Linked DNA regions of Homo sapiens: region 1 is linked to region 2. A link is an interaction called in ENCODE POLR2A ChIA-PET data of the cell type or tissue named here. Cell type or tissue: GM12878. All regions are shown on one strand. Links, peaks and the distances in the headings refer to the core of each region. The heading gives the core; the rest is flanking DNA. Region 1 overlaps EBF1 (EBF transcription factor 1). Region 2 overlaps EBF1 (EBF transcription factor 1).

Region 1 (15,007 bases), core at 3,419-8,418, 170 kb before region 2:
GTGATGGCAACTAATTTTCAAAAATTTAAATCACTATGAAAGCAAAACAAAATTAGTCTGTGAGTTGCTGGTTTGTCAACTTTCTTTTATAGCTGCAGGGTAGCTAGATGTGGTTATTGAGCACTGGAGAAGTAGCCAGCACAGATTGAGATACGCATTAGATATAAAATACACACTGATGTTGGAATATTATGAAAAGCATCAATAATCATTAATATTGCTTACATGTCAAAATAATATTTCGGATATCATGGGTTAAATAAAACATTGCTGAAATTAATTTTACTTGGTTATTTTCTCTTTTTAAAATGTGGCAATCAGAACATTTTGAATTACATGTGTGACTTGTATTATATTTCTGGTGGACTCACTGCTCTAGAGAATTTGAGCTGGGTTTTTCCTCTAAGGTCATCTCTCAAAGTGTGTTTGTGATTTTCTGTGGGTGAAGGACCATGAACTTATCTACTTGTCCTTTCTTCCTTCTTAGACCAACCTAAGGTCAAGAAAGGTCTGTCTTTTGGGGGGCCCTCCAGCCGGGTCAGTTTTGATCCAAGGATAGAGCTAAAGATGGATCTCACGCTTTGAGCTCAGGTTTCGATTGGCTAGTCAGTGTATGCCCAGCTGTCCTCACCCAAGTGCCAGTAATGATGACCCTGACACCTGGCATTGCAGTCATAGGCATGGAGTCCTTGGTGCCTAGGTTCTTCAGAAGGCGTGGCAAATTCCTGGGAATCACACTTCTTTTGTTTGCCGTCATTTTGCTTAAAATCTTATTTTCTATTAGATGAAAAAGAGCAAGCACCTAAAATTTCCTATCATCGTTATCATTGGAGTCACATTTTAACTCACATTTTGAGTTAAATTGAGGCCCACATTTTAATTGATTCAAGTCTTTCAAGCCTCACCTCAAGAAGTTTAATTTATGAGAGAGCAATTCCGAAAGGCAAGAGGGTGGTAACCAGTCTGAGGGGCCATAGCTGAAAAAAACAACTTGGAAAGATGGGAAGCCACTGGCCAAGTTCTTCTCTTCAGCTTTTCAGAGAACACAGTGTGTTTGTAGATCTCATCAAGCAAGCTCTAGATTCAAGTCCAGGAAATGTTATTGCTTTACTTTCTAGGGACTAGGTTCTGTATGGAATGTTTGTACAGACATCACCTCTTTTAATTCTCACCTCATGAAACACATCTAGTAACCTCTACTGAGGTTTTATGTGCTTAATCTTAAGAGAGGCAAGGAGGAACACTTGACAGTCTCTACCCACCTCCAGACATGCTAAGGATTTAACAATTTTCTTAAAGACAGGATAGTTAGAGTGCCCAGATATGGGCATATGGATTTTCCTTTTGTTCCTTTCTTTGGTCCAGCTCAGTGGTGCTCAAATTTTAGTAGGCTGTAAACACAAATCCACATGTGTGGTGTTTTATGGGTAATCTAAGTGATTTTCAAGGGTAGTTTTGACTACACGTGATTTTTGCTTTTCAGGCTAAGTCTAGGACCCGACTTTGTGGCTAAATGGAACTCGTTTAAATGTGTACAAGTTCTTAGAGCACAACTCCAGGTGGTTGGACACAAAGATGCGGACCGTATAGCCACTGTCCCCAGTGCTTACAGAATAATGTGTGTTCTTCATGTGGGCTTTGGTGGGATGGGGAGAAAACCCACTGAAGTTTAAATAGTCTCAGTGTTCCTGAAGTTAAGGAGCAGAGGTCTGGCCTGGCATGGGGAGGCATTCTTTGGAAATGGAGGTGGCAGCAGACAGGCATCCTGAAGAGAACAGCCCGGCCCAAGACAACTTCCCAGCCTGAGGTTCAGGTCCTCCAGGTATTTGGCTTCACTTCAGCCACGCTCACCTTATCTCTAGAAGTTGCTTCAAGATCAGCTCCAAGCTGAGTTCCTGCAGCTTCCAAGAGTGTCAGTTATGAGGCCCTCAACCTTAAGTATAGCTGGATGTTGGAGCTTCCTGGTTGTTGCAGGGAATACAGTGAAATTCATCCATTTAGTGGGAGTTCACCATGAGTTCTGTTGTGCGAGGAACTTAGTGGCAGTAGCTGACATTGAGGGTTTATGATATGCCAGGGACTGTGCTACATATTAAAGTTACATCCTATTACATTTAATTCATGCAATACTCTGAGGTAGGTTTTACTCATCCTCTTTCACGGATTAGAAAATTGAGAGAGATTAAATCATTTGCTCAGTGTTCCATGCCTTTCTTTAGGTGACTGCATCAGCCATAGTTAGATTCGGCTGCAAGTGAGGGAGCCTCTGGCCCTACCCAAAACAAAACAAGAGTGGCCTAAATAAGGCAGAAGTTTATTACTCTCACATAAATTAAGCCTGGAAGTAAGCAGCCTAGACCTGAGGTGGAAGCTCTTTCCCCCAAAGCCCTCCAGCCAGGTTCCCTCTAGCATATTCTTCTGCCATCCCTAGAGGGTGGTCTCATCCCTGTTCTCCAAGATGGAGCTGTAGCCATTACAGCAATATTCCTAGCAGCAGAATGGAGGAAGGAAAGGGGCAGGGCAGACCCTTCCTCTTAATGATACGGCTTGCATATTACAGATAGCACCCTGCTTTCATCTCATTGGCCAGGAATTGGTCACATGGTTACCTAGCTTTAAGGAAGTTTGAGAAATACAGTTTTTATTATGGGCAGCCATGTACTCAAATAAACATTGAGGATGTTATAACTTCATATGAAAGAGCAAAGAGATATTTGGGGTCAGCAATAGACCTTGTCACCATAGTGACTTTGGGCAAGTCACTTAGATTCCTCTTGCTTTTTCATCTATAAAATGAAAATGATGATTACTTGTTCTCACTTGTGCCTCATAACACTCCTGGAGTTAGGATAACTCTAGTTAGGGGTGTCATGAGGAGTAAGTGAGACTTTGGAAAGCATTTAGCATAATGTCCTATAGTTGGCATCATTTAAAACATAGCTCTTTTTAATTAAAACATGGCAAAGCCTTCCGTATTTCTGTTAATTTTGGGGACATGGTAACATAGTCACTAGAGAAACATGCTTGCTTTCTATATTTTCTCCTTCGTGATCTGTTTTCACTATTAAATAATACTTTGGAATCTTCTGCCTGCCATGTAACTTTAGTTTAATATCTATTTTTCTGTCAGGCTGAGGTGGTAAGATTCACTGATCATGAAATTTTAAAAGTTTGAAGAAGAAATAATAAAAGATAATGTTGACTTTCTTTCTCTTTCTGTTGATACTCTCACAGATGGTTCCTTTCTCTGTAGAACTCAATTTTATGTTGTGTGCTTAGGAAGCCCAATGTTGATGTAACTATAATTTAAAATAATTTGGAACTTACCCTTTAAAGGAGTGGGCTAATTGGGAAATTTCACATCTGGATCTATATTTATATCTATCCAGGTTACCACTGTTTTAGATTGGCTTAGGAGAGAGGCATACTTTTTCAGCCAGAAGTTGGAACTCTTCTTTGGAGCGCTGAAAAGTGGTGTTAAAATTGAACACCTTTGCTTGGGAGGAGTGTGAGCTGGAAGGATAGGTGTGCATGGGACAGAGAGTGTTATGCCTTCAGTTTGGATCAGTCTCAAGGTGTTAGTACAGCCGATAGGGATGGGTGGGGGTGTTAAGCTAAAGTCCTTATTGGTTTCCCACTGGATGAACCCATCTGGATCAGTCTCCACTGCACCACCACAGGGCTCCAGTGGTCTGATCTTCTGCCTCACCAGCCTCAGCCTGGATCTCAGGCACAGCATTGTGGGCCCTCCAGCCTCATTCATGCTCCCTGTACCTTGGGGTCCTTCTGCAATTGGACCCCTCTACCTGGAGTGCCTTCCTTGCCTCTCTGCCTCTTCAAGTGTTCCTCGTCCTTCAGATGCTATTTCCAGGAAAGCCTCTCTGAGTTCCTGAGTTGTCAGGCTTCTTTGTTTTCACTCTTATAACACTGGGCCTGTGTCCTTCAGAGACATGCCTAGAGTCCTCTTAGGAGACTATTTGATTCATGCCTGCCTCCTTTAGTCTGTAAGCTCACTGAGGGCAGGGCCTGTGTCTGCTTTTGCTGACCTTCTTGTTCCCTGTGCTTGCCGTGGTGCTTCACAAATATCCGCAGAATAAACCAATTTGAAAATTCATATATTACTTATGGATCATCCTCTGGTAACTTAGAAGGGCTGCTCAAAAAGGACTTTAATATAAATATATATTTAAAGCTTAGCAGTTGCATGATGGGCACACTGGTTTGCCAGGGCTGCCATAACAAAGTACCACAGACCAGGTGGCCTAAACAGCAGAAATCTATTTCCTCACACTTCTAGAGGCCAGAGGTCTGAGATCAAAGTGCTGTTAGGGTTGGTTTCTTCTGAGGGCCTCTTTCCTTGGCTCGTAGACGCCGTCTTCTTCCAGTGCCTTTGCATGGTCTTCCCCTGGGCATGTCTGTGTTTTAATGTCTTCCTCTTATAAGGACACCAGTCATATTGGATTAAGGCCCACCCCAATGACCTTATTTAATTTTAATGACCTCTTTAAAGACCCTGTCTCCAAGGCTGGGTGCAGTGGCTTATGCTTATAATTCCAGCACTTTGGGTTGCCAAGTTGGGAGGATTGCCTGAGGCTAGGAGTTTGAGACCAACCTGGCCAACATGGCGAAACCCTTTCTCTACAAAACTCTACAAAAAAAAAGTACAAAAATTAGCAGAGCATAGTGGCTTGCCTGTAGTCCCAGCTACTCAGGAGGCTGAAGTGAGAGGATTGCTTGAGCCTGGGAGGTTGAGGATGCAGTGAGCTGAGATCTCACCACTGCACTCCATCCAGCCTGGGTGACAGAGTGAGACCCTGTCTAAAAAAAGAAAAAAAAAAAGACTCTCCAAATACAGTCACATTCTGAGGTACTGGGGGTTAGGACTTCAACATATGAATTTTGGAGTGGAATGGGACACAATTCAGCCCATGGCAGTGGCCATGATTAGACTCTTAACTAATATGGAAGCCAAATGTTCTTCAAATCACATGTCAGCATTTTCTTTTCTTTTCTTTTCTTTTTTCTTTTTTTTTTTTGAGACAGAGTCTGTCTCTGTTGCCAGGCGAGAATGCAGTGGCGCGATCTCAGCTCACTGCAATCTCCGCCTCCTGGGTTCAAGCCATTCTCCTGCCTCAGCCTCCCGAGTAGCTGGGATTACAGGCGCGTGCCACCACACCCAGCTAATTTATGTATTTTTAGTAGAGATGGGGTTTCACCATGTTGGCCAGGTTGGTCTTGAACTCTGGACCTTGTGATCCGCCTGCCTTGGCCTCCCAAAGTGCTGGGATTACAGGCGTGAGTCACTGCACCCGGCCACATGTCAGCATTTTCTAAGCAGAGACCAGGGTCATTGCAGTAAGGTCTCTCTTGGTTAGAGTGATGCAAAGCCAAGTGGCTTCCGAATGACACAGCAAGAAAGTCAAAGAAAAGGCTCCACAAAGGCTATGTGGGCCACATTAAAGCGCAAGATTTATTTTCATTATATTTTTTCTTAGCAGAACCCATCTTATCTGGTTAGACAGGCTTCTTTAGAACCAGATTTTGTTCTTTGTGACATTTGGAGTTAATATGAGGAAATGCTCTTTGTATTGCCCAGTATTGAAAATGTCAGTAAACAAACGCAGCAGTCAGAGAAGGGGGGGTTCTAACAAAAGACATTGTTTCTTGATGCAGGAGGTAACAAGAGTATTTAGAACAAAGGTTTTCTCAAAATAGGCTTTTTAGCAAACTTTGGAGCCCTGCTCTGGTACCCCACCCGCTTCCATTCTGCTGAAACAGCGATGTTGATGAAAATACTTATTATTTTAACCAGCCCCCCAAACTTACCAACACAAACACACTCTTAATTTCAGGGCTGACAGCAGGGCTGGGAAGGTCCTTATAGGATCGCAAAACAACTCGGGCAGTTGAGGGCTTCCGGCAGCCAGCTAACAAAAATATACTCTCAGAGGATGCAGCTCAGGGAGGCGTGGGACCTGCACAGCAGAGAGCCTGAAAGCTGGCCTTTCCGTTTTTTACAGAGCTTCACCCTTCACATCTGGCGGAGCTGTGACAATCAGTGTTAGACCATTTTAGAAATCAGATACCCTGGGTACCAGGAAGTTGATTTGCCTTCAACTTCCTTAAGAAAACACGCATTAATATTTAAGCTGGGTTTTCATAAAAGAAGCGTTGTGCTTGAGATGTGAAATAAAGTTAGGCGGCTGGGAAAACTCCTCCAGATACGGTGACCCTGATGCAATTCAAATCACACTCCAGATTTGAAAAGGAAAGGGAGCAGGGCTCACCCTCCCCGCAAAGTCTTTGTGGCATTTTGTATCTACTGTTTTATGGTGTGTGTCTATAATTTGCAAGGAACTGGACTTTAAGTTGTAACTTCCTTCTCTGTAAACAGAAGTTGGAGATTCACGAAGGTTACTTTCTTAAGTGATCCCAAAAAACACTGTTTATGATTTCCCCTTGGTATTGTTTCTTTGCAGCTTTTTTCAATTAAAGAGCCCTGTGGCGTACATCATCTCGTTACGGGGCTCATGGAGGCTCTTGCTGTACAGGTCCAGCCTTATGCGTTTCCCTGCCCTCCTTTGGATCTACTCCCTGTGGAGCTGACATTGAGATGGTGTCAGATAAATCAGGCAGGACAATTCTGATGGTGCCATCTTGAATGTAGTGTGACTTTAGTATGTCTCTAAAAGAGTTGTGGAGACAAATACAGTTCTTAAAGGGCGAAAGAGCTTTTTCAAAGATCAGTATAAATGGTTTACTTTAAAAATAAACATTTTAAATCACTTTGATCTTAGCTGTCCAAAAGATGCAAACTAGTCATGCTTCTGGGGGGGAGTATTTTCCGGGGTTTTAAACCTAGCATAGACCATTTCCTCTTTGTTTGCAAAAAGATAAATAATTTTTGGAACAATAGAACACAGAAGAAGCAATTGTGTAAATAGTGGACAGGTAATATACTGAAGGTGTTGCAAGAGCAGAAATTGGTTTTGCATTTGCCCATAGAGCTTTTGGTAACCTCTGTAGGTAAGGTTATTTATCCAGATCAGAATTCTGCAAACTACATTCCTCTGTCTGTGTCTGTCCACCCTCCTACTCATCTCCATCTCATCTGCGAGGATATCGTGACTTTTTTTGGTCAGATACCTTATTGAAAATTTGCCCATGACTTAGCATAACTTCTGTCTTTTGTTTCAATAATTAGACTTTACTCTTTCGGGCTGTATACTTTCATGCTCACCTGGCATCATCATTCAAATATGATTTCAGCATTAGCTTAGTACTTAAGTGTCAAGCCTGTATTTGGTATTTTGGTACAATGGTTAATATTTTGAGGATTGCCTGAATTTTAGATTTTGAGTAAGTCATACATAATTGCAAAGGGAGTAAGTTCTGATGCACTTTCAAAATCTAACCACAAATTATGCAGAGATAAAATGAAATAATTTTGAGGTTTTCCACGTTTCTTTTGCATGAAAAAACAAGTGTCAGCTATGCTAATATCACGTACTATATCATCTTTAATTTATTTTTGCTTTTTTTTTTTTTTTGAGATGGGGTCTTGCTCTCTTGCCCAGGCTGGAGTGCAGATCTCAGCTCACTGCAGCCTGGACTTCCTTGGCTCAAGGGACTCTCCTGCCTCAGCCTCCTGAGTAGCTGGGACTACAGGTGTGCACCACCGTGCCCAGCTAATTTTTTTTGCTTGTTTTTTGTGTGATGTCTAAAATAGTTATCTCCTGGATAACAGGAAGTTGTCCTCAGTAAGTCTGCCATCTTTTTCGTATTCATAGTATGAATTCTCACTCTAAAGTTTAAGGAGACATGATCATTTACAAAGATACTTTAAGACCAGGGCTGGCATAGTAAAGAAAGTGTGATATTTTATTGTTAACTGGCTTCTAGTGGCATTTCTTAAACGAGGCTCTTTTGTCAAGTTCCACACAATCACGAGGTTGAGGGTAGGTTTTGAAGGAGGAAATACTGTGCAAGACAATTTGGGTAGTTCTGTGTGGGTCTCTTAACACTATAAAACAATTAACAGAAAACATGCGCTCTTTGTTGGACAGACAGAACCACAAAGTGGACACAGGATTATCTGAATGAAGACATCTGAGTTTTAATATGAGATCTTCAACTAACAAGCTGTGTGACTTTAGGCAAGACTTCTAACTTTTCTGGGGGGTTTTCTCCTTCATAAATTAAAAAGGGCTTGGCTTGACATCAAGTTAAAAATATAATTAAAGTAAATAAAAGCAGAGCTCCTGTAGTTGAGGAGAGCATGAGGCTGGGAGAGCTTTCCACTGGCTGAGCTTCCCCCTGGCCAAGGTCAAAATCACCTCCTACTTCCAGCATCTTACATTCCTTGAGTCTAAAAGAGATAATGTTAATTAGAATTTAAACTGATAAAAGCCATTTTGACATTTTTAAAGTGTCCCTTTGCTAATATTACTTGTTATAGAGGACTTGGAAAATATGAAAATGTTTAGGCTGGGCGCGGTGGCTCACACCTGTAATCCCAGCACTTTGGGAGGCCAAGGTGGGCGAATCACGTCAGGTCAGGAGTTTGAGACCAGCCTGGTCAACATGGTGAAACCTTGTCTCTACTAAAAATACAACAACAACAAAAAAATTAGCCGGGCGTGGTGGTGCATACCTAGAATCCCAACTACTTGGGAGGCTGAGGCGGGAGAATCGTTGAAGCCCAGGAGGCTGAGGCTGCAGTGAGTCCAGATTGTGCCACTGCTGTCCAGCCTGCCTTCATAACAGAGCAAGACTCTGTCTTAAAAAAAAAAAAAAAGAAAAGAAAAAGAAAAGAAAACGTTTAAAAAGGAGACCAAAATGATTTATTCACACCAACTCCCAGATAAATGCATTTGAGGTGTATTTTCTCTTTTTCTTTTATTTTCTTTCATATCAGTCTCCTCATCTGTTTGTTAACTAAAGTGTGTGTGTGTGTGATTTTTAAAAAGATCCTCGCTATTGGATATTTTAGTTATTTCCAGTTTTTCATGGTTATAAATATCATGTGATGAACACCTTTGAATATAAATCTTCAACTGTTGCTCTGATTACAATCTTAGAATAGATTTCTAGACATGGAATTCCTGGGTCAAAAGTTTGACTTCTTAAACTTCTAGTGATCTCATTTTATTTTACTTTTTTTTGGTACCACTTGTTTCAATAGAAATAATCTCTTATTCTTACACATGGAACCATGATGAGTTGTTCAGACTGTTAGGTGAAATAGTATTGAAGAGTAGTGAACCTGAAGCAGCTCTTACATGCTAGCAAATAAAATCTATCTCCCACATCATGATTAAATGGATCATTGTTCACTTGGTATGCTATGGTAGAAAGCTGCTTTCCAATTTGGAGAAAATAACTTGTAAAATCAATTTTAACATTTGTTGGGTGACTGGGATCTATCTGGTTGCTAAGATTTTTCTTTCCTTCATATCTCATGATACTTAACTTTGGTTTAAACAAATAGAACTTATGTGTTTCTAACACCCCTCATTTCTGAACTCCTATTTTTGAAAAAAAAAATTGGAACTGTGCATTTTGGTGGAGGGGGAGAGAATAAATGCATATTTAAGGTATGAATGCTTCTTTCAGGAATTGATCTGCATCTTGGCTGGCAAATCTCTCAGGTGCACGAAGGGGCCCTGGCTACTTGGTCATTCATGGAGGAATATATTTTTTAAATGCTTTCTTGACCCTCTTCTAATTTGGAGGCAAGCACATTCCTCACTTTTTCCCAACCAGAGCGAACCAAATTTTCATGTGCACAGAGTGTGTTTTCAGTGGATTAGACCCAAAGCTATGTTGTTCTAGAGGTCTTAGAACTGCTTATGTAGTACACAATAAGCTTTGTAGCACAATTTAAATGTTGATTTTAACATATAAACAGTCATCCAAAAGCATTCCAGAAAAGCTGTTTTTAGGATTTGGCTTAAAAGTGTATTGGATAATGACTTCTCAAGCATGTTTATTTTTTTTGGTGTCTTTATTTAGGCATATAAAGTTTTTCCTTTTACTGGGACCCCATAAAGAAGTCTGTGTCCCCTTTTTTTCTCTCTCTGTGCTTCTTCCTTTCCTTTCCCAGCTGTTCCTTTAATTCATCTGAGACATTAGATGACATTCTTTATTTTGCCAACAATGACTTATTTATAACTAATTGCCTGGGTTCTGGGATTGTTAGGAAACTGTATTGACAATGATAATTTTTAGTTGTCTCACAATGAGGACACATGAATTATCACAGATTCCAATCAAAAAATGGCAAATGAGAAACAAAGCCCCCACCAACGGTACATTTCTGACATTGCCTTTGTTAAGTGTTGCATTAATAGGAAGGTGACATTCTTTTGAGAAGTAAAGCATATGTAAATAGGAAGAGTTTTTAAAAATAGAATTCTTCAAGCCAGACTCATTTCTACAGCTTCATAAGGAAAAGAACAAGTTAGACAGAAACCTTCTGTTAACAGAGAATAGAAATTGGAGTTGTTCTCCTGCTTTATTTATGGACCAAACTTTTTATGTTTTGAGTATTTTTGGGTATAGTTGGGTATAATTAAGTGTGGTCTGACCAATCAATTCTGTGTTTAAATTTCATCATTAGTGAGAACCCAAGAGATTCCCAGGCTTTTTTTTTTTTTTTTTTTTTTTTTTTTTAACATGGCTATGATTGGTTATATGAGTTTGTGAAATTACAAACCTAATTTCTGGGTGGTGTCAAAGATGGGATTACCTGAAACGGATTCCCACGTTGCTTTGTGATTTGGTGATTATGGTTCTTGACTTCTCTAAGAGAGGAATAAAAGTGCCACACTCACTAATGACCAAATTGGTCAGTTCCACTCATATGCCCCCTATAGCCTCTTTACCATCTAGCCTTTCCAGAGTTAACCTATTGTAAAATTAGATTGTAAAAATGGACAGAGTGGCCACCACTCTGGGATAAGGGTGAAGGACTCATGGTGTCATCCCCACTAAATACTCCAGTGGAAATTATCACTTAATTATTTGTGATATCACCCAGCTCCCCAAAGAGCTGGCCTTCCTTTTCAGCCCCAGTTATCTTTTGGAAGTGTAACTCTTTCAGTTTGATTGTCCTGGGAACACATGCAGTTTTCTCTTGATGGGGAAACCCCTCTCTGAAGGTCTGCGTTTTAAGTGGCAGAGATGCAAAAACAGCCTTCTAGACAGAGTTTCTAATTGAATTCTCCTCTATACCGTTATCCATAAACTGAGTAATGCATCCAAGGAAGAAGAGAGGATGAGAGAGGTCAGGAAGTTTAGATTCCAGTAAAATTTAAATAGCCACTGAATTTGCCATAGCAAAACATGAGCTATGATTCTGTTAGTACACAGGAAAAGTCAATTAGGTGAACTGATTTTTTATGGTGTTGGGAATATTATAATTCAGGGATTCTTAACCTATAGCTTAACCTATAGGCAATTTAAGACTAGATTTCAGGGGTAGGGCAGTGAAACTTCTAAAATTGCTGTAACATTTTTTATTAAGTCATAGGCAGTTTCCTAGGGAGAGGCTTTTATCAAATTCTCAGAAGGGTCCACTGCCATAAAAGATTAAGGAACCACTGCATTCTATCATCATAATTTTTTGTCTTCTTTCAAAAGTTGATATTCTGGTTTTTTTTATGCAGAAAAGACAAAAGCATGTACAACTCTGATATTTCATGATCTTTAATTTCTTCCCCCTCCTGGATGTCCTATAATAAATGTACAGGAAAGAAATATAAAACGCTATCCAAACTCAGTTAATAGCTCTGAGAAATGCACACTCAGAGTGCTTTAAAATCAGGTTACAAATATCATTTTCAATTTGCTGGGGAGAAAATAGGAAGAGTCCCTTGGAATACAGAATAAATTCATTCTATGTACATTATCAGTGTTGGTTCATTATATTCTCATTGGCCCACAACTCAACACATCTTTAAGAAGCAAAAGTGCATACACTCTCCCTTACTGACAATATTTAGGGGAAGACCACATACTTTGTGAACTACTGTGAGTTGAGTTCTTGTAGTCAAAGCAGTAGTAGGTGGAGCTTCATTCTCTGGTATTAAAATCCTAAAAGTGAGTAGTGTTATTAATTGGGGGCACTTTTGAGATTTGATTAAGAAATTTACTGCTCTTGTGGGTTGTTTCCTCCCTTGTGGGATGTTCTGGATGAATGTCAAGGTCTAGCCCCGGCAGATTCCAGAAAGCTTGTCCATCTAAATTTGCTGTTAAGCCATGGGAACTTTTCTATTGCAGTCTTTGGGTCATGGTAACGTGTAAAGCCTAGAGTTTGTTGAAGGGCACTTTTCTCTCTCTAAAATTCTCCATTCCTCACAACTGGTTTTTATTATTCCGTGACATGCTGGGAGTGTTGCTATGACTGTTTGAGAAGTATGGGCAGATATATTGCTGGCTGGCTTCTTACAGGAAGAGTTTCCCATGATGGTAAGTCTGGCTGTAAATTTCAAGCAGCATTGCCACTTCCACCTCAAGCTTATCAAGACTCTTAGCCTTCCTTCACCATGAAGAATCCAGGATCTTATCACCTGAAGCTATTGAGATAATGTGACATTCAGTGGATGCAGAGACTTCCAGAGCACAGTTCCCTACTTGGCAGCTAGTAGGGAAACATGGAATTCATTATAGAACAAGCTAAGCAGTTGTAAATTGAAATATGGCAGCAATAACTACCTTTCTACTCAGTGACTCTGAAAGACTTTGATTATCTACCTACCTACCTACCTACCTACCTACCTACCTACTACCTCTCTGTCTTTTTGGTTTGCTACTTTATAGCAAAATGATAGTGTTCTGGAAAGACCCGAATTCTGGTCCCAGGTCCTGTAAGTCAGAGCTGTTGAACCTTAAGATAGTCCTGTAGCCTCCCTGGACTTTGTTTTTCTTATCTGTAAAAGGAACATAATAGTATGTGCTTTGCTGACTTAATATAGTCAGAGTGAGGAGGAAATGAGACCTCAAATTTGATATCACTGAGAAGCAGTTTTTTTTTTTTTTTTTGGAGATGGAGTCTCGCTCTTGTCACCCAGGCGGGAGAGCAGTGGTGTGATCTTGGATCACTGCAACCTCTGCCTTTGGGTTCAAGTGATTCTCCTGCCTCAGCCTCCTAAGTAGCTGGGATTACAGGCACCTGCCACCATGCCTGGCTAATTTTTGTATTTTTAGTAGAGACGGGGTTTCACCATGTTGCCCAGGCTGGTCTCAAACTTCCAACTTCAAGTGATCCGCCCACCTTGGCCTCCCAATGTGCTGGGATTTCAGCTGTGAGGCACTGTGCCCAGCCCACTGAGAAGCATTTTAAAGCCAAATGATGATTGCCATTTTCCTTGATAGAAATTCTCCCAACATTTTAGTGTCTCACAGTTCTGGCTTTGCAGTCAGGCAGGGCTGGGTGAGAACCCTGACTACACCACTTACTCATCCATGATCTCAAAGGAGCCACTTGTGTAATCTTAGCTCCATCTTCCTCATCTTTAGAACGGGAGCAGTGATAGATCACACCTACTAGAGCTGAAGTGTGGATTGAGCCAGGTGAGATTCATGAAGTTTGAGCACATGGCTTGTGGGCATGTGCTCAGTCCTCAATGAATGTAAGCTGTTGTCACGCTTTGAGTCCCTCTGCCTATATTGCTAAGAATTAGAACATTCTGAAAACAGATCCGTGCATATGTGCTCTAAGAATGCACAATACACAGGCAAGCTGTCATTTTAAGAGGAAATCATCCAAGGTCTTCTGGTTAGTCCTCAATAATCACCTTCTATTACAATCAGATTAAATCTTCAAGTGGTGGCAGAATGCCAGTTTTTTTTTTTTTTTCCTGCAGTTGTGTTTCCTGTGCCTTCTAGTGGTATTCAAAATACTTCACAATTCAACTCAAGAAATTTAGCACATCTTCAGAATAAATTATTATTGTCATTAGCACATTACCACCCAAGAAAATCTGTACAGGAACAGAATGCCCAGAGTGAGACACTGCATGTTCATCAGCTTGTGGGTGCCATATGTATGGGGATGTTTTTGTTTCGGCTGTTGCTTTTTGTACACCAAAGCTAAAAGCAAGACACACCCAGTGATGTTTGTTGATCTTGTGACTAACAGAGTTAGCAAAGAGCCAATTAAAGCAGTTCAAACAGACAGAAAGATAAAGATGCCAGTGCAGAGAAAAGTCACAGCAGCAATAACCCTTGATAAAAGGGCAAATGGAACCAAGATCTTACCTTTCTTGAGCTTATATATATAAATGTATCTGGCAGTAGAAGCATCCCAAACTTGCATCATGAGTAAAGAGTGATCGAAAGGAAAATCTGTTTTGATTATTTTCACAAAACTTCCTTTTGATGTGCACCGATTTTAATCAACTTTCCTACACAGCTGCAAATTAGTCCTCTAGCTCTCCATCCACTCTATTGCTTTCTTTCCTTATGATTCTTGTTACATTTTAGTTTAGCACATGACAGATCCTTTTTACTTTACAGATTTCCAAAGGTGATAATTTCTTACATTTTACATGACTATGTATACTAAAGATGAAGTACTGCTTTCAAGTACAATTTTAGGTGCCTATATGGCTTCATCCTTTGAATAGCACTCCTTCCTCCTTTTCTATATATATAAAAACTATGTCAGCCTTGAACTCAAACTAAAATTTCTTCCATTAAAGGGTATGTTCATTATTTACTGTAAGATGAATGCCCTATGGATTTTTAAACATAAGCCTGGAAAATAGGAAATAATTCACTCTGGCTTGAAAAGGGTGGAGATTTCTTTGTTTCTTTTTATATTTATTCAGGAAAAGCTGACAATCGTCTCACATTAATGAACTACACCATCAATCACTGTGTTGACAATGAGCGGAAAAGCGAGGTATATGTCAGGCTAACGGCATATTGCCTTTTTCAGTGAGGGCATGGCTGTTTATAGCACTTTCATTGGCAAAATACTTTTGCACTGGAATAGGAATAG
Region 2 (15,007 bases), core at 5,507-10,506:
TGGTATTATTAATTTTAAGAATCAACTAGCTATCAATTCTCAAGCTTTAGTGTGCATCAAAATTCTTCAAATGCCCCTCTGGTCCAAGTGGACTCATCCCACAGGAAAGAGTACGTACAGAAATTTTCATACAGTTCCTACTTTCTCTCTGCCAGGACAAGTTTCTGAGGTAATTCTGATGAAGACAGCATGAGAACTGTACTTCAATGAACTTTCACAAGGGAAGGGACTGGGTTGTCTGTTGTATGCCTTCTGTTTGGTGCAAAGTAGGTGCTTAGTAAATACTTATTGAATAAGGACAGACTGAATGAATAAATAGATAACCTAAGAAAATAGGCTGAATGAAGAAATAGTAAATCATTAAGAGTTTTAACTAAGGGTTTCAACAAAAGTCAACAGAATGGTCTGTAGAATTTTGGAGAAGAAACTAAACAGACTTTAGTTATATGGCCTTTTATTCCTTTGGGTTACACTTGAATGATGGGAAAACAATGGCAGGTTTAACTTGGAGATAAAAATTTCTCAACATCAAAGTTTAAAATATTAAGTAGGAAGTTAAGGACACCAATGGTGTGGAGCCTTCCCAGTTGATACTCATGTATGAATTATGCAATATGAAACTAATAAATGATGTACATTTTACAGAGTGTGAGATGGATAGCTCTTAACTGTTCACATTTGAGTTAAATGGTAAATCTTAGAGCATAGAAACTTTGAGAAAGCCACTCGTAATCTTTAGTTCCTAATTTATTCCTTGTAGAATGGGGCCAACATCCCTAGGTTCTGTGCTGAATGATATTCACTTGAAGTTTTACAATGCAGTTGTTTGTTATTTCATTAAAGTAGTGCCTATTCATAGAAAAGTCAGAAAATATAGAAGAAAGAAATAATCTTTGTGCTATAATTCAAAGCTAACTGCCATTAATATTTGCAGGTAGTTTAAGTCAGCTGTGTATTCAGTGCTTTGCATGTACAGCTGTGCAAGGAGCTGTCAGGAATGGAAAGGCACTATCAGAAGTCCGTGGTGTCTTGCAGGGGCAGACCATTATACAAGCAACTGCAGGCCTTGCAGTGAAGACCAAGTGTGACAAGTGCTGTAACAGAGTGTAGGTGGCAGGGATTAATTCTAGCTCTGGGTATCTGGGAAGGTTTCATGAGCTCAGTACATTTATACCGCACCTGGAGGGATAAGTGGGATGATGGGAAGCTGAGATGGTGTGGGAGTGAGGGAGGCATTTCAGATCCAGGGAGGCAGCCTATGGTGAAGGCAGGAAGGAGATTTCATGTTCAGGGCACAGGATGTAGCTTGGTGTGACTTAGCAAAGAATGCTGAAAAGTGAAGAGTAGGAGAGCATATTATTGGCATTATTAGGGACTTTGAAAGATTCACTGATCTAGCCCCTGCCAGAACAGCCACAACTGATTAATATTTTAAAAGTATTCAATCTTCCTTGGCAATTACTTGAATACTCTATCATCCTAAGAGTCAAAAGTTTTCCTGGGAATTTGAATGTAAAGAGTTGTCTTCTTTTTTACTTTTCTTTTGGAGAAAAACTTGAACCAAAATCATGGTGCTCTTAGTAAAATTGGTATTGAATGAGAAGCATCACTACATATTGGACTCTCTGGAAAGGTCTGTTGGTTGAGTAAGTGAATGAATGTGTGACAACGAACATTTGTACTTTTTGAAGTCTTGAATCATAAGTTGAGCATCCAGGCAGAACTGTATGCCTCAGTTACTGTGGACTTGAACTTCTTGATCTCTCTCTGACATCTGTCACCTCCACAGGGGAAGTTAATATCGAAACCCTCTGAGTCCTTAGAAGGGAAAAGTGAAATTCTAACGTGAGATTCTAAATGAATCTGCTTTAAAATGCTAAACACATATGTACTGAACAAGGAGATATTAACAGCCTTTCATTTTCAACCCCTGGCTTTCTGTCTGCATGAAACACACACAAAAGTAGTGACTGGTGACTATCATAATTACATATAGTATAATTTAATCCTTATGGTGATGTTCATTGACACTTCCCAAGAGACCCAGATTACATTGGTTTTGTTTTGGCCACTGTTCTCCATATTTGGGTTGGTTCTGTTACCAGATCACCCACTGGTCTTTCATTATGGTTAAAATGCATTTGAGGGATCACAAATAGGGTGAGAGTGGTTGGGAGCAAACTCAAAAAATATTAAAATTTATAATTGGCTATAATCTAGTGAAAGTGTTGGCATTTCTAGTGAAATGATTATGCTGGCTTCAGTTGTAATTTTGAATGAATCTGGTGATGATAATAAGAATATAACCAGAATGGTCAATGATCCCACGATATATATATAACATGTAAAGAATATAGTTTAATGGATGTGGGCTTTGGAGTCAAACTGCCTATGTTCAAATCTCAGCTCCACTTGTTACTAGATGGGAAACCTTGGGCAAATTACCTTACCTCTTGGTAGCATTATCTGTAAAATGAGAAAAGAAGTAGAATCTCATAGGACTGTTGTACAGAGTAAACTGATACATGCAAAGCACTCAGGACACGGCCTTACACATGGTGCAGTGCTTGTGTTTGCTGTAGTAACTGCTAAGTTGAGGAGCTGAGGCTCCTTCTGCCTCATTTTTTATGCTTGGCTTTGTGGGGTGGGTCGCTGTTACTGAAGCAAAGTTGCCACCTGCCTGTGCATCCTTTTCAGCCTGGGGAAAGATTTACACCAGTAATCCAGAAGTGCAAGTCCTGATACCTTTGCTCAAAACCTGTCCCTTGGTCTGCAGGAACTCTGTGGCCATGATTCCCAGTAGAAATTTGGTTCCTTGTAATGGAAACAGTTTAAAACAAATGTGTCCTCAGTCTGTCCCCAGTTCCAAGAAGGACAGACGGACACTTGGTTTTGTGATCTGCCTCATTTCTGCCACATTTCAAATCATTAGGATGACTTCAAATATTCGCCCAGGGCCAGAGTTTGCACCTTAATATGTTTTGGCAAGAAACACTTGGCATTTGAGTAATCTGTGTAAAAGAACATCCGTGAGGATAAACATCTTCTCTACCACACATGAACTTAGAATTCTTTCTCTCTTAAATTTCCAGTCAGACATTGCTAGGGGAGTAAGTTGGGCCAGATAGCCAGAAGTCAGTGTTAAGCTACAGCCCCCTTGCTCTAACCTCCCTTCTCTGTGTCATTTCTAAGAAATTGTAATTTTTTCTTTCCCCATTGGCAACTGGTTAGTTGTCCTGTCCTCTACCTATTCACTGTCTCAAGACTTTTTCCTGCCTTTCAGATTTGACTTCTAGTATGAGGAGACCTACGTGGAGTGCGTCCTTTTCCTTAAAACTATTTTTAAATTCTTTCATTGGCTGCTGTGCTATGACAAAACCATTTTGTTTTTTTAAATTCTTGCCACTAATGATGCCCTTCCCTCAAGGGCATACTCTGAGCTCTGAGGTAATGAATGCTTTTCAGGTTGATCATGTTCATCCCTTCAGGCTGAGAACACTTTCCAGAAATGCCCAAGATCTAAAGGACCTTGGCCAGTGGAAAAGGTAAACTTCTTGAAATCAGTGGCCAAGAATAGGGGCAGCCACATGCTCTCCCCCTGGGATCCCCAAGATAGTGCCACAACTCGGTACCATTCCACCCTCCACTGCAGGGAGAGAGGAGAGAATTTGCTTCATCTGTGCAGAATTCCCTCCAGGATCTTATTCCTCCCCTTTCTGCCCACCCCACCTCTCAAACAGAATGATTGGTGCTTAAGTCAAAGAGGGTCTCTCTCAGGAATGCATGTTAATATCAGAAAAGGAGAGGAAGTCAGCCCGGCAGTGAGCAACCTTTACCCTTACATGGGTTCAGCCTCCTCAGCCTGCCCTTGTGGCATCCTGGGATTTTGGCAGCCTTATGGGTATCAGATTTTCACATGGATGAACTGTACTCTACAACTACTTCTGTGTGCTAGGAACCAAAACGCTTTCTTTGACATTGAAAATAGAGTTTTCTCCTTCTCACTGTTTTGGCCTGCTCTGTTGCAAGGGAGATCCATTTTTCAGGGCCTTGAGACTCTTGTTTACCTCTTCTCAGAGCTCTGTGTCTTTGAAGGCTACCAGGAGGTAGTGATGACCTTCGGATAAAGCCCCTGGCAGCTCAGGTGGGCTGGGTAGGGATAGGTGCTTTTTGGTTCAATATTTTCAATTTGGGAGATAATCCTTAGACTCTTAGAAAGACTTCCTTGGCTATTTCTGGGCAGTAGGCTTGGACATGGAGGCAGGAGGTTCTGCATTTCTTTTTCAAAGCAAAGGTGATGGTGCCGTCTATGGAAACAACTTTTCCAAAGAGGTCCTTTTAATCATGAGGCATTTTGCTGTTTACCCTCCAGTGTGTGTGGGGTGGGAGCAGCTTGAACTTCACACAGAAGGGAACCCACAGTTGTTTCCACACAGCTGTTTCCTGCATTGGGCCAGAGCAAGTCTCCGTGTCCTGAATATCTGCGGGAAGGATCATCTGCCACATAACCATCTGCAGGCATAAGTCAAGAGGAACTTTCGAGGAGCCTTAAGATTGCAAATGTAGGTTTTGTGTCTCAGTTTAGGTGTGCCTTGATGCATTTCCTGTCTAGCATGGACATTATGAGAGCAGCTGCAAAAATCCAAACGTGATTTTTCAGAATTTGGGTTGGGGGAGGTAAAAACTCAACCTGCTCAGCCCAGATTGATTGCAATGCTTTACATAATAATTAATGATGTACAAGCTGTTGCCTAATGGGCAGTTTTACTGTGTGTGCCCTTCAGTTCTGACTGGCTGGAGTTCTCCACGATTTAAGGCACTACCCCTTTCCTTTATGTGTCTTAGCCTTTGGGTAAAGCTGCTGTAGTCATTATTATCTTTCTTTGGTGGTTATTTCTTCTTCTTTTTTTTTTTTTTCTTTTTGTAGGTCATTCAATGAAACCTATAGTTCTCATTGGGTACATAGGTCTTTGCTTCTTTTCTTGACCTTAACATTTAAAGAGTGAAGAATACTTTTTGTATCTGAAAATCTCAACATCTCTGAGTGCTAGGCAGTGAGCAGTTGCCAGGGATAAATGATGAAGAAAATAATTATCACTTCCTCTATGGCAGGTACTATTTCAACACTCCACATATGTTAACTCATTTAATTCTCTTAACTCTTTAAAGTAGGTTCCGATGTTCCTCCCATCTTACAGATGAGAAAATTGAGGCACAGAGAGGTTAAATAATTTATCTAAAGTCACCCAATTAATTAAGGAGTAAAGCTAAAATTACGGTGAAAGCTGCACAGTGATCCTAGGAGAGAGGTACTATTATTCTCATGTTTTAATGAGGCCACTGAGGTTCAGGAATTGTTGAAATTCACTCAGGCTTCTCTTAGCTCCAATGCAAGCTCTTGCCCAGTATATTCTACTGCTGTCTTTACTGTAAAAACACCCTTATTTCTATCCCTTGCAGACCCTAGACTCCATTTAGTTGAGCAAGTATTTACTGAAAAACCACTGGGTTCTAGGTCTTACGCCGGGCACTATGCATGCAGGGATGATTTTTTAAAAATTTTATATCCTTATGTAGGTGAGTCAGATCCTGCTGACTAATTGAATTAATTTTCCTTTTGGGGGAGTCCAGAAGTGCCTTTTGGTCTTGAGTACCGTGCTGGTCACATGAAAGCTACTCAAACTAGATACTAATATCTGTTGGTTGGTAAAAGGTGATACAGGTATGTCATTGAACAAGCAATTTTGTTCTACAAATGTTTGTATTGGGTTCAGTTAGTTCCGTGATGGGCTAATGTCCTACACTGGCCTGATTGATGAACCCAAATAAAACTTTTAATAGGATGTCACCTTTTGGTTTTATGACTGTCACTTTCCCATTTGAGGTAGTAGACTAAACAGTTTAAGAGCGCAGGCATTCAGCTCTTACAGGATTGGCTTGAGAAGCTAATATTATGTTGGGAAAATTATATAACTAGACATCAGGACATATGGATTATAGTTCCAGCTCTGATATTCATTACTAACTATGTGAATATTGTCATGTCTTCTGATGCCTAATTTTTCTCATAGGCAAAATGAGGAGGTTAGACTAAGTGATGATTAAGATCACTTATAAAATCCTAGAGTTCATGGAAAACACATACCATGACTAGTCCTTTCGGTCAATTTACGAGATTGGTTGTTGACTGTAGATAAATCCCTTAATTTTGTTGTCTTTGTTTTTCTTGCCTTTCAAATGGCTTTGATAATTCCTGGTGCACCTAATTTATAGAAATTCCGTGAGGATTTAGTGAGATATTGGGAATATAAGTGCTCTGAATAATTAACGCATTACATGAACACAAGATGATATTATTTGTACTGAAAGTTAACAGAAAGATGTCGAGTTTCTCGTTACCTCCTTCCTTCCCCCTCAAAAAAAAAAAAAAAAAAGGCTTGAGTTAAAAAGGAGTTTGATCCTGGTCAGGCTGTTTCCTGGAGTTTATGGAACTCCTTGGAACTCTACAGGGTCAATAGGGGCTTTGTCCTGCTGTGGGTCAGTTTCCCACAGTTGGGGTAAGGCTGCCACACTTTTTCTCCTGACAACACTTTATCAAACACACCCGCCTCACAAAATGCAGCAATTCATTAGACAAAAGTGAGGTTTTGAGTTACAATAACCTCTGCTTTGTTAAAAGCCCCCTCGGAATCTGAGATCTTCTCCGTAGGCCAGCAGACGTGCACATGTCCCCCGGTTTACAAAGGCCTTATAAACTTAGCCTGATAAGTCATCCCCCAAATTCGTGTGCCATGTCTGTCTCTCAGTGGGGATATTTTTAACTCCTCCTTCTAACTCCTCTCAGTTCCTTTAAGGAACTGTAATCCGAAAGGGTCAGGCACTTGGCTTTTACTTAGGGGAAAACTTTGAAAGAATTTCTGAGGCTCCCTCTGGGGTAGGGCTGGCTTTCCCCAAAAGAACTGGCCCTTCAGAGCGTCTTTTCCACATAAGGGCTTGTGTGAGGCCTCAGGCACCAGTTGATGGCCGTGTCTTCCCCACGACAGATGGTCAAGCTTTCAATTTCAGCAAGTGATCCACTGTTGAGGGGGCAGGCGGGGGACTCTGCCAGCATGCCAAGTGACAGGCCAGCTTAGGGTAACAGGGATCTGGTGTGTGCCCGGCATAGCTTTTGTGCTAACGATGGGCTGCTGACAGGCGCCCTGCCCCAGCTCATCTTTGAGGCAGAAGATCCTCTGCTCCCTTGATTCTGTTTCTCCCTGGCATAGCTGGTGTCCTGTTTGCCTGTCTTTCAAAATTCATTTTGGCACCAGATGGACCCCCTCATGGTGGCTAGCAGTTGTCTGACTTGAAGAAGCCAGAGGGTGTGCTGACAGCTCCTTCTAGCACAACCTGAATCTGGCTGTCTTGTCTGGGCTCAAATGGCTTAAACACACATGGGCAGCAAATATTACCAACCCTGGGGAAGCAAGCAGGGGGCCCTCTTAAGGGAGAATGGCAATGACGTCTACCTCCATAATGTTCATGTTGCTGTTGTGGAAATCATGATACTAATAATTATTCTTAGTAGTTCGATTAATCTTATTTACTCTTATTAGCAAAATTGCTGTTACAGTACGATTGCTATCAATAGTACAATTAGTATTAACATCATTACTGCACTACTTCTGTCATTACTAAAACTACTACATCATGGTGGTTAAGAGTACAGTCTCTGGAGCTACACTGTCTGAATTTGAGTTCTAGATTCACACTTCCTAGCTTTGGACAAGTTATTTCACTTCTCTGAATCTCAGTTTTCTCATCTATAAAATGGGATTAATAGCAGAGGTTACTTAGGAGGATTGTATGAGAAAACAGATTTGTTCTTAGCAGTGAACTGAGCACAAGGTAAGCACCCAATACACGGAAGCCATTCTTATGATGACTGCCACCATCAGCATACCTACCATGTATCTGTTACTCTGCCTTATCGCAATTTTCACAGTTTCCCTATACAGTAAGGCCTGTTATTGCACCAGTTTATAGATAAGGAAAGTGTGGTGCAGAGAAGTTCAGCTCCTTATCCAAAGTCACACAGGTAGTACCTGTCAGAGTCAGGATATGAATCTCATTATTCTGGGTGTTTCTAATGGCTGTGGCCTTTCACCATATCACACCCACTCTTGTTGTCAGTTTAGTGATAATCAGCCCTCTCCTGGGGCTTGAAGTAGCTTTGAAATATGCCCTTCTAACTGACTGTTCTTGAAAGCAGCAGCCAGTTTTCATGTCTTCAGTGTCTATGGATATAGGATTGAACCCTAGCAAGATTCAAGGATCACAACAGTCAGCTCCACTGTATTAAATGGTTTCTGAAAGCCATGTGTGATCAGCAGGGCTACCCAGCACTTGCCTTCTGGGAGCTCAGACCAACAAGACAGTGCAAAGGCACTTAGGATTTGGGCCACTCCCTTAACCCCCCTTCCTTTACCAAATCTGTCATATTGAAAGTGGGCAAGAGTCAATGACTGGCTGATTGTCCTGTGCAAGGACAGTGTGGGTCTTGGTACCGGAAAAGGAGAGCTCAAAATCAGATTTTGTTTCACACAGCTGGGCTTCAGTGGTGTTCTGTAAGCCATTTGTCTTGGACGAAAGGTTGATCAACTTTGGCTTCTGTGGAGAGAATCTGGAAGTAGCGGCAAGTGATTATTTAGAGGCCTGCTTTCATTGATGGGCAGTCAAATGTTGTGTGGTGTTAAACAGTCATTTTAGGACGATGTTTGCATTTTTAAATGTTACTCTTTTGGTTGAAAAGGCCATTGTTTGTCTCTAAAGAATGATTCCCACAACATACTCCCATCTTGGCAGATTCTAAGAGACCAAGGAGCAGAGGGATTCATCTGGGACTTCTCTCAGTTTCATATTCAGAAATTGGCTGAACTCTGTATGTCTTCGTGCAGTGCTGTTGTTATAGAGGATCCCAGTGTTACATGATTGACAGACATTGCAGTCAGAGCCAAATTCAGACTGAGGCATCATAGGGTGATAGTTCTTCATAATCTATTTGTGTTGAGATGGGGATTTTACTCCAGTGTGGACTTGAAGTGGAAGAAAGGGGAAGAGAATTGAATTACAACAAGAATTCAGTTGACCAGCATTTTAATGCATTTTGATATTTTTAGGAAACATTTCGGCCTGAAATCCACAGGCACATCACATCTAGGCCTAGTAGTAAAAGAGATTGCAAAACTTAGGTATCTTTGGAAATACTTCTTTTCCCAAACCTGGGCAGGTAGAAGGTTTAATTACAGGTGGTAGACATGAATGCCCCAATATGACACTTTTAGTAGCTGCTGCTTTTCCATGATAGACTTTAACAACTGTGATGGTTACATAAGAAATAACTCAGAAAGTTATAGGGTGACCATATAATTTATCACCCATACCAAGACATTTTTGAGAGTTAAAGTAGGTACTATTAATATATACACCAGTACAGCTGGTATAAACTGGGATTTTTCTTGGCAAATTGGGACCTTTGGTCACCTTAGCAAGTAAAACCCATGAATCTCACTACAGAACCAATTCAGAAACCAAGGTGGCAGTGAGGCAGGAAAATCTTTATTCAATCACAGCTAGCTCTTGTCTACAGCAGACAGTTTAAGAAAAACAGGAGGGCCTGGCGCGGTGGCTCACGCCTGTAATCCCAGCACTTTGGGAGGCCGAGGCGGGCGGATCACGAGGTCAGGAGATCGAGACCATCCCGGCTAAAACGGTGAAACCCCGTCTCTACTAAAAATACAAAAAATTAGCCGGGCGTAGTGGCGGGCGCCTGTAGTCCCAGCTACTTGGGAGGCTGAGGCAGGAGAATGGCGTGAACCCGGGAGGCGGAGCTTGCAGTGAGCCGAGATCCCGCCACTGCACTCCAGCCTGGGCGACAGAGCGAGACTCCGTCTCAAAAAAAAAAAAAAAACAAAAAAAAAAAAAAAAAAAAAAAAAAACAGGAGGTATTTGAGAAGTCAAAGGAGTTTAGTTAGTTTGTGAATTTTACTTATTTCTCATGGGTAGTACTAATTAAAACATTTTACTTGAGAGGCTAAGATAAAAAGTGGTTACCAAATCCTTGTATTCATCCAGCATGTATTTGCCAGTTCATCATCTGTGAGTTTATAGGGCTTAAACTGCATGTTGTCGTTGGGGACCATGAGTAATTCTCAGACAATTATATCCAATTGGAACCTAACTTAAATTATGATGAAAGCTTTCCCTCTGTATGAGTGAAAATACTTCCTTGGGGCTTAATTCTTCTGTGAGATCTGTTGGCAGTGCCAACAGTGTTTGTGTCATAAGGAAGGTCCAGCGTGGAAACAAAACAAAGGCTAAAGCCACAAATGAAATATTGGCTCTAACACCATGCTGAATATTTCAGAAAACATGTAAAGAGAATCGAATGCACAACCCAGGGGTGACTTACCTCTTTTTTCCCTCCCGTGTCAGAAACCGAAATGCTAACCATGATGATTTGTTTCTTCACAGGTTCTTCTTGAAATTTTTCCTCAAATGTAACCAAAATTGCCTAAAGAATGCGGGAAACCCACGTGACATGCGGAGATTCCAGGTGGGTCTGACTTATCTTTCTTGAATCTCAATAATGGCATGAATATCAGGAGAGGATAAAAAAGTCTTAGGCAGAAGATACGTAGCTTTTTTTCCCAGAGGTGAAGAGCAGCTGAGGCCCTTGGTCCCCCAGGTATCTGCAATCTAGCAGTTGTTTAGATTAGAGAAGAGTGGGAACTGTACCACCTGTGCTCACTGGTGGAAACAATGGTGTTCTTTGAGTCTAGTTTTGGCTGCCTGAGTGGACTCACTTGCCTAAACCCCCACAGATTAAGTAAAGTACATAGAAATGATGAATCCTTTGTCTAAAATTTTGTATGTAGAAAACCAGTAAATAAGAGTAAAGAGGCTGAGCGCAGTGGCTCATGCCTGTAATCCCAGCACTTTGGGAGGCTAAGGTAGGCAGATTGTTTGAGTTTAAGAGTTCAAGACCAGCCTGGCCAACATGGTAAAACTTCAACCCTACAGAAAAATACAAAAATTAGCTGGATGTGGTGAATTTGCCTGTTGTCCCAGCTACTCGGGAGGCTAAGGTAGGAAGATCACTTGAACCCGGGAGTTGGAGGTTGCAGCTGAGGTCATGCCACTGCACTCCAGCCTGGATAACGGAGTAAGATCCTATACCCCCCACCAAAACAAAACAAAAACAAACAAACAAACAAAAAACAGTAAAGAGTACAACTGGTAAAACTGCTCTGCTTTACAGTAATGGCTTTCTCTTCCTTTGCTTCTCTCTGCTCACCTCTTCCAATTTTGGAAATTGTTAGTGGTAGCTGCCTATTATAAATGGCCCTGTTAAGAAGCATAACATCTCTAAAATGATATGGATAACAATTCTGTTTCAGAAATGTCCTTAATTATACATTTACTAAAGGAAGAGGACTCACAAACAAATTCATTTACTTCTAAGACACAAAATGGTACTTGGATTTTAGAAAAGGTTGTTGAGTCTAGACGTGGTGCTTCTCTGACTTAAAAGTGCTGAAAATCCCCTGAGGATCTTATTAAAATGTTAATAGAGGTCTGGGGTGGGACTGGAATTCTGCATTCCTAACAAGCTCCTGTATGATGCCAAGGCCACCGCCCACACTTTGAGTTGCAAAGTTTTAGACCCTTGTGCTGCTCTCCACCGAATGGCTAAGTTATTTGTATGGTCAATGTTAGTTTCCCTGTCAGAGCAACGATCCATTTATGTATGCTCATATGGTCCATCAAGGAAACAGCATGGTGTTTAAAGTATGCTCTTAAGTATATTTAGTCAGCTTTAAGTGTAGATTGAAATGTATGATCTCTGAGAGAATCTTGAAAAATTTTAGCTGCACCTTCATTCTCTGATGGGAAAAAGGAAAGATGATCTTGAGCATTGATTGGAGATGTCAATATCTCTTAGTCTCCAAGATGATTTCTTTTAAGGAGGTGAGACTTATTAGTCTTATTAAAGAACAAATGCGGTAGAAAAAAGTAATCTCTCCTGAGATTCTGAGGTATTTCTCTAAAATCATCTTGGCTTCACCACCTTTTGGCTTGACACACAGGAATGGGGATGTTTCTTTTTTTCTTTTCTTTCGTTTTTTTTTTTTTTTTGAGATGGAGTCTTGCTCTGTTGCCCAGGCTGGAGTGCAGTGGCACAATCTTGGCTCACTGCAAGCTCTGCCTCCCGGGTTCATGCCATTCTCCTGCCTCAGCCTCTGGAGTAGCTGGGACTACAGGCACCCACCACCATGCCCGGCTAATTTTTTTGTATTTTTAGTGGAGACAGGGTTTCACTGTGTTAGCCAGGATGGTCTTGATCTCCTGACCTTGTGATCTGCTTGTCTCGGCCTCCCAAAGTGCTGGAATTACAGGCGTGAGCCACTGCGCCTGGCCAGGAATGGGGAGGTTTCTAGTTTCTTGCAAAATGTTTCCTCCGGTCATCTGACTTCAAACTTGGTGTTCTCATTCCCATAGAGGATTTTTTGTGTTATGTTTGAGTCAACTTTGCAATTAAGCTGGCAAAACCACACATGTGGTGCTACTAAGTGTGTGTTGCTTAGGGTCTTGCAACATGAGGCTGAATTTTGGAATAAACTGTTTTGTAGCTTGCTTTGGTCTTGACATGAACCTTATATTTCTTTTGACCAAAGCTTGAGTTAGGAGCAAAGTATAGCTGGGCGTGAAACAGTGTATGTCTAATAAACATGTCTAATGCCTAATGTATACCAGGATTAACTCTGCTGTACCTCTTAGGGCAGCAGAGTTTGGGATGGACTTTGATGACACTGGGAACCTAAAAGAGCATCCGTGTAGAACTTCCAGGGGCTCTCTTTTCTTTGTGGAACCTACTAGTAAAATGTCTGAAAAGGTTGAATTATAGAAATATACCTGTTATACAAGATGAGAAACCAATTTAGTCTATTATTTTTGAGAACATCTACAAAGCTTCTATTTTGCAAACAAAATAGTTATTCTTTGTTTAGTAGAAAGGCTGCTGAGATGAGGAGGCACAACATAGATATCTGGAAAGTCTTATAATCCTTTGGAGCTTCAGTTTCCTCAACTGTAAAATGGAGGAAAATTGACACTTCTGCTTATATCACTACATATGAAAGAAAGCAATATTTTGCATGTATAGCTAATTTGTAAGTGATAAAATACAAATGCAAGCCTTTGGAGAAAATCCATGTGACAAACTGAAGATGGATCATGAGTTCAGTCTAGGGTTTCTCAACCTGGGCACAGTTAACATTTTAGACTGGATAATCCTTTTTAGGGTCAATCATGGGGGGTGCCCCCATGCATTGTAGGATGTTTAGCAGTGTCACTGGCCTCTACCCTCCAGATGCTAGTAGAGAACATCTACCTCCCAATCATGACACCCAAAAATGTCTGCAGACATTATCAAATGTCCCCTGGTGGAGAGAGGAGAGGCAAAATGGCCCCTGACTGAGAACTACTGATTAGTCCTATATCTGATAACCGCTGACAAGCTCTTACTGGTGACAGTGCCACTGTCCCAAAAATTGCACACTTTGATTAAGTGTGAGAGCTGCCCAGCACAAAGTCCATACTGTCTTTCAAATAAATATGATTTATCTGAACTCTGACACTGACAATGCTCTTGCCTGTGATTCTCAAATGGGTCCTAAAATAGATCAATAGGGGCAGCTACCTTGGCCACCATAGAGTCAGTTTTTGAGTTAAGGATGAGCCGTGTCTTCCTTTATTAACAATGACAAATTCCTTATTGGGTCTCAGGTTTAACCTGCTTTGTTCCCATCACCCACTCTTTGCTGCCTAGAAGAGGATGGAGGAACCCATGGCAGAATGAACACTGTCACATTTTATTTTTTATCCCTGTACATTAATACATTTCTTTATTATTTTCATACAACCAACATTGGGTTTCATGCATGCAGGTGCATGGATATTTGTGTAATTAGAGGATGGATGAATTGCCTCGAGAGTTAAAGCAAAACCTCAAATCTCTCTAACCCAACCTTTTATTTTTTCTTCTTCAGTCTTTTTCTCTTTCATGACTATTTACTCCTACCTCTCTCTGTATTATTTCATGCTGGCAGACATTACACCCTTTTTGAATCCATTTTTTTTTCTTGAATTATATAACAACAGTCACTCATTCTGAACTCCCTACAAGGGATGCTGTTTGTTTGTCTTCTGTAAATATTGTTTTTTTCCAGGTCTCCTTCTGAAGTCCAGATCTTTCCCCATTTTATAGGCTCTCTCCAGTATCTTCTCCAGTCACAGCATCTTAACCACTATTTATGCACTGAGAACTCTGGTATCAGAATCTCTGAGACCTGACACCCAGGTTTAGATCTAACTGTCCAGATGTCTGCTGGATATTTCCAGGAACTTCAACTCAGTCAGCCCCAAACTGAACTCACTGTCATCCTCAGGTGTTTTTCTGTTTGTTCGTTTTGCCTCCACCCCAAGCTTCTTAGGTTCTCTGTCTTGGTTCATTCCTAACTGCATTAAATGCTGGGAAGATAACTGTGTCTATATTCAGCATGTTCCATGTTCACGTGTATAAATGCATGTGTCCATGTGTTTACCTTTATGTGCTTCTATCGATATTGGTAGCGATGATGATGATAAAGCTAACATTTATTTGGTGCTTCTTTAGTGAGAGACATTGTGCAAAGTATTTTACATGAGTTATCATGTTTATCTTCAAAATACCCTTATTAAGAATATGGAAATGTGGATTATTCCCATTTTTAAAATGAGGAAACATTTTAGAACAGTTAAGCAATTTACCCAAAGTCACACATCAACTAAATGGTAAGGCAGTGGTATAATCCAAGCAGTCTGACTCAGATATTTTCTGATGTTTTGGAACAACAACAAAAAAAAATTGTCCATAGTCTGTGAGCAGATATTTAGTGAGGCTATAAAGAGATCTCGTAACATCTGA

The links. ChIA-PET counts read pairs that join two places held together with the same protein. Peaks named below come from ENCODE experiments on the same cell type or tissue, not always from the same donor. Only the 100,000 strongest peaks of a DNase experiment are listed, where the experiment ranks them.
Region 1: POLR2A ChIA-PET joins it to region 2 with 13 read pairs; 3 of 35 experiments call an interaction of 5 or more read pairs at or near these places.

Annotation. Positions count from the first base shown.
Region 1 is chr5:159,002,315-159,017,321 of GRCh38, reverse strand. All of the region lies in intron 6 of EBF1 (EBF transcription factor 1), which reads left to right. Among named protein-coding and RNA genes, the nearest start is that of EBF1, 90 kb to the left of the region's middle. In GM12878, for the core only: no CTCF peak of the experiment used is centred there; a DNase peak (open chromatin) is centred at 6,011; H3K4me3 peaks cover 2,183 bases; H3K27ac peaks cover 2,653 bases.
Region 2 is chr5:158,835,616-158,850,622 of GRCh38, reverse strand. EBF1 (EBF transcription factor 1) reads left to right here. Exons shown (of 16, transcript NM_024007.5): 7 at 10,513-10,594. Among named protein-coding and RNA genes, the nearest start is that of EBF1, 260 kb to the left of the region's middle. In GM12878, for the core only: no CTCF peak of the experiment used is centred there; a DNase peak (open chromatin) is centred at 8,482; H3K27ac peaks cover 1,185 bases.